Linked DNA regions of Homo sapiens: region 2 is linked to region 1. The links are chromatin contacts, found by Hi-C or POLR2A ChIA-PET in ENCODE. All regions are on one chromosome and are shown on one strand. The core of a region is the stretch at or near the end of the contact, and the rest is flanking DNA. Distances in the headings are between cores, read along the strand shown.

Region 1 (4,372 bases), core at 1,686-4,185:
ATAAAACAAACAAAAAACACCCCAGGAATGCAGTTCTTCTGTCCTCAATATATTATAATACTTTATATTAATGTATTTAATGAATAGTTCTTGAGAATTGACTATGTACCAGGTACTAGACCAATTCACAATCCAGCAGGACAGGCAATTTTAAAAAATGGTATAAATGGTTATATTTAAGCATGCCGTGGTGAAAAGGACTATAAAAGAAAAGAAGAAGGTGCAATGAGAATATATAACACCTTGTCTGAGGTGTTAGGGAAGGTCTTCCTGAGGAAGTGAGTAAGAAGCTGAAATGCAAAGGTTAAGTAGGATGAGGTTAGCTAAGCAGAGAGATAGAGAAAGAACTTTTGCGCGTGCCAAGTCTGGAGGTGGGAGAAACTTATCACGCTCAAGGAACTGAAAGGCCTTTGTGAGCTGGACTGTGGGAAGTGAGCAAGAGAGGGTACACAATGAAGCTGGAAATGCACGTGGAGGTCAAATCATGCAGGGCCTGTGGATCGCATTAAGGATTTTAGACTTTCTCCGACAAGAAATGAGAAGCCACTGGAAAGTTGTAAGAGAGAAACAACATGATCACATTTTCATTTTTATGAAAACTCCAGCTGTTATGTGGAGAATAAACTGGAAAGAACAAGAATGAAAATGAGGCCAGGCACAGTGGCAAACGCCTGTAATCCCAGATGTTTGGGAGGCCAAGGTGGGCGGATCATGAAGTCAAGAGATCGAGCCCATCCTGGCCAACATGGTGAAACCCCATCTCTACTAAAACTACAAAAATTAGCTGGGTGTGGTGGCACTTGCCTGTAATCCCAGCCACTCGGGAGGCTGAAGCAGGAGAACTGCTTGAACCCGGGAGGCGGAGGTTGCAGTGAGCTGAGATCACACCACTGCCCTGCAGCCTGGGCAACAGAGCGAGACTCCGTCTCAAAAAAAAAAAAAAAGAAAAGAAAAGAAAAGAAAATGAAAACTAGGGAGCTATTACAGTAGTCCAGGTGAAAGATCATGGTGTCTTGAACTAAGATGACAGCAGTGAAGATAGATATGGACAGACTCAACATATTAATGCACAACCAAAAACTCAGCTTTATGCCTAAGGGGGAAGCAAGGGAAGCATTCTCACTAAACTTAGGAACAAGACAGGATGCCCACTATCACCATGTTATTTAACATCTTTCTAGATGTGTTAGTCAATGCAGTTAGACAAGAGAAGAGAACTCATGGTATCAAAACTGGAAAAAAGTTATAAAGTATCGCTATTTACATAGATTCTATTATTATATATCTAGAAAACCCAACAGAATCAAATATAAAATCCACTATAAACAAAACAAATATTCTATTAATGTCTATAAACCAATTATCTTTTATGTATGCAAATAGCAATCAATTAGATATAGTGGGGGAAAGACACTATTTTTAATAGCAACAAAAAACGTAAATTCCCAGACCAGGCATGGTGGCTCATGACTATAATCCCAGCATTTTGTAAGGTTGAGGTGGGCAGATCACTTGAGCCCAGAGTTCAAGACCAGCCTGGGCAACATAGTGAAACCCCGTCTCTACAAAAAAAAATACAAAAATTAGCGGGTCGTGGTGGTGCATCCCTATAGTCCCAGCTACTCAGGAGGCTGAGGTGGGAGGATCGCTTGAGTCCAGGAGGTTGAGGCTGCAGTGAGCCATGATCATGCCACTGCTCCAGCTTGGGCAACACAGTGAGACCCTGTCTCAAAAATAAAAATTTAAAAATTCCTAGGAATAGACTTGCCAAGAATTGTACAAGGTCTATATGATGAAAACTTTAAAATTTTCCTCAGGAACACAGCAAAAACTTGGAACAAATGGGAAGGTCTCCCATGCTCTTGGATAGGATAACATTCACAAAACATCAGTTCTCCCTACACGCATCCACACATTTAGAAACAGATACACCTTTGATTCATTGGCAAATGCAGTTTGGGTTGCTTAACAGGTGAAAACAGAAGCCACAAGGTGGTAGAACAATGTTAATTGAGGAGAAGTGCCTTTTTATGGAGGTAGAGGCAGAACAGTGTGTGCAAAAACACGGGAAATATTTATTCCATCCAAAGTGTGCAAAGACCTGGGGTGGGAAGTACTTACCCCATCCAACGAACTCAAAAGTGGATTGCAGTAAGTGAGGAAGAGAGAGTATGCATTGAATTTGGAAAGGTAGTGAGTTTAGAAGAAGTGAACAGAAAGTGAAGCAGTGGAGACTGGAGGCTGCAGGCCATAATCCCAGCAAGACTGGCTGCTCTGGAGGCAGGGATAGGATGCTGACTGATAGCTCCTTAGCAAGGGAAGTATTCAGCCCCACCCCTCCCTCTAAGAGGGCAGGGATTCTTCATTGCTATGTTTAGAGTAGTACTGCATATGAACTGGACCTTCATGGATGTCTCCCAAAGTCCCTGAGCTCAGTGACCTTGGTTCTTCCTAGGTCCCATGGCTCTCACTGGAAATTGGTTCTCAACAGTCCATTTTCAGCCCTTCACAGGAGACATATGGTTCTTTTCACAAGACATCCACTCTTGACTTAATACCAGCAGGGCATGATGAACTTGGCATTGTTTATCCAGAAGCAGGGAAGGATGAGTGAGGGAAGCTCCACTCGCCCCAGGGCCACCCTGCTGCAGTGATCTGTGGCACAAAGGCCAGAGAACCGGCTCCTTACAGAGGTGCAGTTGTGGTTAGGAATGGAGGAGAGCTAACAGAACTATGACCTCTTACCCAGAGTTAACCAAAGATATGGCGGTGTAGACTTAGGAAGCCCCAACTTTATGTACCTAATCAATGCCTGATTTCCTGTCCCAAAGAAGCTTGGGCCCTGGGAAGGTGACTTGAAGTCCATTTCCTGGAACAAAGGCACACAGCAGTCCTGCTTCATGAGCTGCCAAGTAAAACTGTCAGAATCTATTTAAGAAAACCAGGCCAGTCTGGCCGTCTGGCTGCATTTACTGAGAATGGCCACTGAGACAAAGAGGGAAAGAGTGTTCATTCAATTCATTCACTGATATTTACTGAGGGCCTACCACATGCCAAGTCTCTTCTAGGTGGTAGGGATACAGAAATGAGCCAAATAGACACAACCCCTGTCCTCACAAGGCTTACTTTCTGGTGGAGGGAGATAGACCAATAAAGATGTAGACAAAATAGTATTAGTTAGAAGGGGTTAAGTGCTTCAGTTTCAGTTAGCATAGAAAAATGTCAATAGGACATTTTTAGGATACAACAAGGTATTGGCAGAGCATATAGATTAGGTGCAGGACCCTGTATTAATGTGGTAGAGCAGTCGATGAGGGGCTTTCTAAAAAGGTGACATTTAAGCTGAATCCTGAAAGATAAAGAGCCAGGCATGTGAAGAGTAAAGGAGAAGGAGAAATATTACAAAGGCCTGAGTTAGGCAAGAACTTGGAATGTTCAAAAAACAGAAAGAACATCAATTTCTGCAGTGCACAGAGTTGGGAAAGATCCTGAAGGTGAGGCTGGGGAGGCCAACATGTCTTGAGAATGTGGGTCTTTCCTAACATGTTGTGCCCGTTACAGCACGATTATCGATTCGAACATAACACTGCCCACTCACAGCTCACTGCCTAACTCAGCTACCTGGCCTCAGCTCAGAGACAGGCCATCTTAAGAAAGTCCCAAGAATGGCCAAAGCAGAAGTCAAGTTTATGCTCCAAAGCTCATATACAACACTCATCGGGGAGCTTCTGGGATTTTCATTCAGATAATTTTCTTTCATCTTAAATACTCTTTTAATAAATTTCCTTATTGGGTTTCCAAGCCAACAGCAAATTACAAGCAACAGATTAGAAGGGGAGGGAAGGGCAGGCACTCTGTTCAAATGACATTTTAATTCAGTGACTCATTTTGCTTGGACACCACACTCCTCTGATACTGGCTTCATGTGACTGCAAGGACTCCCAGGATCACTCGAGCACCAGTCTGACATTTATGTTTACTGTACCATGGTACAGTGAGGACACTGATACACATTAGCAGTCCAAGATACAAGTCCTGATTGCCCCATTCATAGTTTTGTGTCCCCATTAGATTGTGAATGACATAAGGACATGTGTCTTAGTCATCTTTCAGTTCACCCATAACCCATGCCCCTTCTTCAAGCCTAGAATAATGCCAGTCATGTAATAGTGCCTGATAAATGGATCTGGAATAAATAAATGGAAATATGATCTTGGATAAATTACTCTCTGTGTTCCTCAAATGCCTCATCTATAACAGGAAAGAGCATGTGCATCTTAAGGGCTTGCTTGGAATATTAGATAACACAATATATATAGAAAGAGTAATGTTAAGTAAACGTACAATATAAATATGAGATATTTTGCTCCTT
Region 2 (4,255 bases), core at 1,047-3,546, 170 kb after region 1:
TTTGGGAGGCTAAGGTGGGAGGATTGCTTGAGCCAGGAGTTTGAGACCAGCCTGGACAACATAACAAGATACCGTCTCTACAAAAATGTTAAAAATAAGCTTAGTGCGATGGCACATACCTGTGGTTCCAGCTACTCGGGAGGGGCTGAGGAGGACTGATTGGGCCTAGGAGGTGGAGGCTGCAGTGAGCTTTGGTCATACCACTGCACTCCAGCCTGGACAGAGTGATACCTTGTCTCAAAAAAATAATAATAAAATATTAAGTGTCTTTAGTTGTTTTATAAAATGCGAACTGATCGTCCCTTTTAAAATTTGCAGATGCTTCCTTTAAATACCAATATTCGACTTGCGTACTCAAATGGAAAAGATGATGAACAGAACTTCATTCAAAATCTCAGTTTGTTTCTCTGCACCTTTCTTAAGGAACATGATCAACTTATAGAAAAAAGATTAAATCTCAGGGAAACTCTTATGGAGGTAAGATATGTGGAGCTTTTGCTCCTAAAATTCTGCTCTGCCTACTAATAACTCTTAAAAGTGCCTTTTTCTAAAATGTATGTACCTTTTGAGATTTCTTATTACTTAATATTTGATCAGTACATTATATATATTCTCAATTCTGAATTACAGTTATAAGCCCAGTTTTCTGATTTTATGTTCTCCATAAAGCTAGGACTAAAAATTTATAATCAAAATTAAATTACTAATTATTATATCATTTCTAAGGTTAAAATTTCAAAGACCTTATTTTAAAATTTCAGTTTTAATTCAAATAACATGCATTTGTTCATTTAAAGATATACAATTCATCGTGTAATCCCAGCACTTTGGGAGGCGGAGGTGGGTGGATCACTTGAGGCAGGAGTTCGAGACCAGCCTGGCCTACATCGTGAATCTCTGTCTCTATTAAAAATACAAAAAAATTAGCTGTGCGTGGTGTCACATGACTGTAATCCCAGCTCCTCAGGAGGCTGAAGCACAGGAATTGCTTTAGCCCAGTAGGCTGAGGTTGCAGTGAGCCAAGATCACAGTACTGCACTCCAGCCTGAGTGACAGAGCAAGACTCTGTCTGAAGGAAGAAAATGTCTCTCTCTCTCTCTTTATATATATATATAAACTTAAGTATATATATATATAAACATAAGTATATATATATATACACACACACACACAATTCAGTGGCATATTAGTATATATACAATGTTATACAACCATTAATACCTAGATCCAAAACATTTTCATCACCCGAAGGTGACCCTTTACCCCTAAAACAGTCACTTTCTCCTTTGTTCTCTCCCCAACTTCTGGCAACCATTATTTTGGTTTCTGTCTCTGTAGATATATCTATTCTGATTATACCATATAAAGGGAATCATGCATGTGACCTTTTGTGTCTGGTTTCTTTTATTTGGTGTTGTGTTTTCAATGTTCTTCCATGTTGTAACCTGTATCAATACCTCACTTTTTATCATGTCTGAAGAATATTCTCATTGTATGAATATTCAGTATTTTGTTTGTTCTCTCCTCTGTGATGGTACATTTGGGTTGTGATACCACTTATTGGCACCCAAGGCCTTTTAAATAAATGTCGTTCCATTAGGAGACATGATAAAAATACATATTGATCAACTACTATGTGAGAGATTTTTGAAGTGCTTTAGGGCATGTCAGAAGAAGCAGAGTTACTCCAGAGTTTGCTGTCTATTTGATAAGTATTGAAATCTGAGTTGTGATGAATAAAACATGAATTTTTATTTTCCCTTAAGGTGTAACAAGTGAAAAGCAATTTGAAGTTGGTAATGTTTAAGAATTATTTTAACAGTTTTGGTCTTCTGTGTAGGCCCTTCATTATATGTTGTTGGTATCTGAAGTAGAAGAAACTGAAATCTTTAAAATTTGTCTTGAATACTGGAATCATTTGGCTGCTGAACTCTATAGAGAGAGTCCATTCTCTACATCTGCCTCTCCGTTGCTTTCTGGAAGTCAACATTTTGATGTTCCTCCCAGGAGACAGCTATATTTGCCCATGTTATTCAAGGTAACAGAGCGGTTGGTTGAGTGTTCTTCCTGTTGCATACTGTGGTTTTGAGGTCTGAATCCAAATACTTCTAATCTGTGTAAATAAATTAGCTATAAAAAGAGAACCCAACAACTTCTCCATGAGTGTGGAAAACTAGAACATGAAAGGAGTTGAGTCTAGAACCTTGATTCTCAAGAGTGTGGTCCTTCTCTCAGTATCAACATTGGTTGTGATTTCGTTAGGCAAATTCATTGGCCACCTGCCAATCTACTAAACCAGAGTCTAGGAATGAGACACAGGAAACTCCTGTAACAGAAGTTGGTTAAAAAAATCACATTAAAACACACTTAAATAATTATAAAGCCATTTTTGTAGAATTACAGTGAAAAAAAATTTTTTCTTTTGGAGACAGGGTCTTGCTCTGTGGCTCAGGTTGGAGTGCAGTGGCGTGGTCATAGCTCACTACAATCTTGAACTCCTAGACTAAAGCAATTCTCTTGTGTCAGCCTCCCAAGTAATTGGTTGCAGGCACACACCACCATGCCTAGCAAATTTTAAATTTTTTAGTTTTACTTCATTTATATTTACATAGTTTTTTCTGTTGTGCTTTAAGCCCCAGTATTTTTATTGTTTTAGAGATTGGGTGTCATTTTGTGTTGCTCAAGCTGCTCTCAAATTCCTGGCCACAACAGTTCTTTTTGCCTCGGCCCTCCGGAATAGTTGGAATTATAGGCATGAATCCCTACACATGGCTGGCTTGTGGTTTTTTTGGTTTTGTTTGTTTTTAACTAAGCTTCTACACTAATGATTTCAGTGATCTAACGATTTTTTTCTTGATTGATATATTGTTGAGTATAGGTCCGTTTATTAATGGTTAGTCGAATGGCTAAACCAGAGGAAGTATTGGTTGTAGAGAATGATCAAGGAGAAGTTGTGAGAGAATTCATGAAGGATACAGATTCCATAAATTTGTATAAGAATATGAGGGAAACATTGGGTAAGTTAATAAATACTGTTAATCTTTACCTTTATAAATCTATTCTGGGGTGGAAATACATTTTAGGAAATGTACTTGTAGTTTCTAAATATTTTCTAAATGTATTGTTACTCATCAATAAAATTCTGCTCATTATTTGCATTTGAAACCATGTTTTTCTTTGTAGTTTATCTTACTCATCTGGATTATGTAGATACAGAAAGAATAATGACAGAGAAGCTTCACAATCAAGTGAATGGTACAGAGTGGTCATGGAAAAATTTGAATACATTGTGTTGGGCAATAGGCTCCATTAGTGGAGCAATGCATGAAGAGGACGAAAAACGATTTCTTGTTACTGTTATAAAGGTATGCAAGGGATAGGTATGAATTAGAATTGCTAAATAAGTATTATGTTGTTACAATAAATAATACAAATTTGTCTTATTTACAGGATCTATTAGGATTATGTGAACAGAAAAGAGGCAAAGATAATAAAGCTATTATTGCATCAAATATCATGTACATAGTAGGTCAATACCCACGTTTTTTGAGAGCTCACTGGAAATTTCTGAAGACTGTAGTTAACAAGCTGTTCGAATTCATGCATGGTAAATCTCTTTCTTTACTATATTTTGCTTTTATTTTTATTGAAGAAAATAAATGAATGTTTTTGTCTTGTTAGAGACCCATGATGGAGTCCAGGACAAAATAAATGAATATTTTTGTCTTGTTAGAGACCCATGATGGAGTCCAGGATATGGCTTGTGATACTTTCATTAAAATAGCCCAAAAATGCCGCAGGCATTTCGTTCAGGTTCAGGTTGGAGAAGTGATGCCATTTATTGATGAAATTTTGAACAACATTAACACTATTATTTGTGATCTTCAGCCTCAACAGGTATGTTAAGCACTGAGCATATGTTATTTTTAGAAAGTAACACTTGTATCAATCTGTATGTATCAATGGAAATAGGAGGGCAACTATTGGATCCAATAGAAGTGTTTCTGATTAAATTTTCTTTCTTTTTTCCTTGAGACAGGGTCTTACTCTGTTGCCCAGGCTTGAGTGCAGTGGCACAATTACGGCTCACTGCAGCCTTGAACTCCCAGGCTCAGGTGATCCTCCCACCTTGGCCTCGTGGGTAGCTGGGACTACAGGCATGCACTGCCATCACACTCAGCTAACCTTTTTCCCCCCCTTGGTAGAGATGGGGTTTTGCCAAGTGGCCCAGGCTGGTCTTGAACTCCTAGCTTCA

Evidence for each region. A loop is a pair of places that touch in the nucleus more often than their neighbours do. ChIA-PET counts read pairs that join two places held with the same protein, here RNA polymerase II (POLR2A). Pooled maps may share reads with other maps.
Region 2: a pooled map shows a loop between it and region 1 (3-fold over the local background). The contact joins two enhancer-like sites. A Hi-C loop is called at or near these places in 6 of 50 pooled maps. POLR2A ChIA-PET finds 5 or more read pairs at or near these places in 8 of 52 experiments (AG04450, H1, HEK293 and 5 more).

The regions. Positions count from the first base shown.
Region 1 is chr2:61,659,159-61,663,530 of GRCh38, reverse strand. No RefSeq gene overlaps it. Among named protein-coding and RNA genes, the nearest start is that of XPO1, 120 kb to the right of the region's middle. Within about 2 kb of position 2,935, at least 9 of the 41 ENCODE cell types and tissues checked have a DNase peak (open chromatin) inside an H3K27ac peak, as active enhancers do.
Region 2 is chr2:61,491,677-61,495,931 of GRCh38, reverse strand. XPO1 (exportin 1) reads left to right here. Exons shown (of 25, transcript NM_003400.4): 11 at 319-477; 12 at 1,841-2,038; 13 at 2,879-3,017; 14 at 3,184-3,365; 15 at 3,451-3,607; 16 at 3,734-3,897. Among named protein-coding and RNA genes, the nearest start is that of USP34-DT, 23 kb to the right of the region's middle. Within about 2 kb of position 2,296, at least 2 of the 41 ENCODE cell types and tissues checked have a DNase peak (open chromatin) inside an H3K27ac peak, as active enhancers do.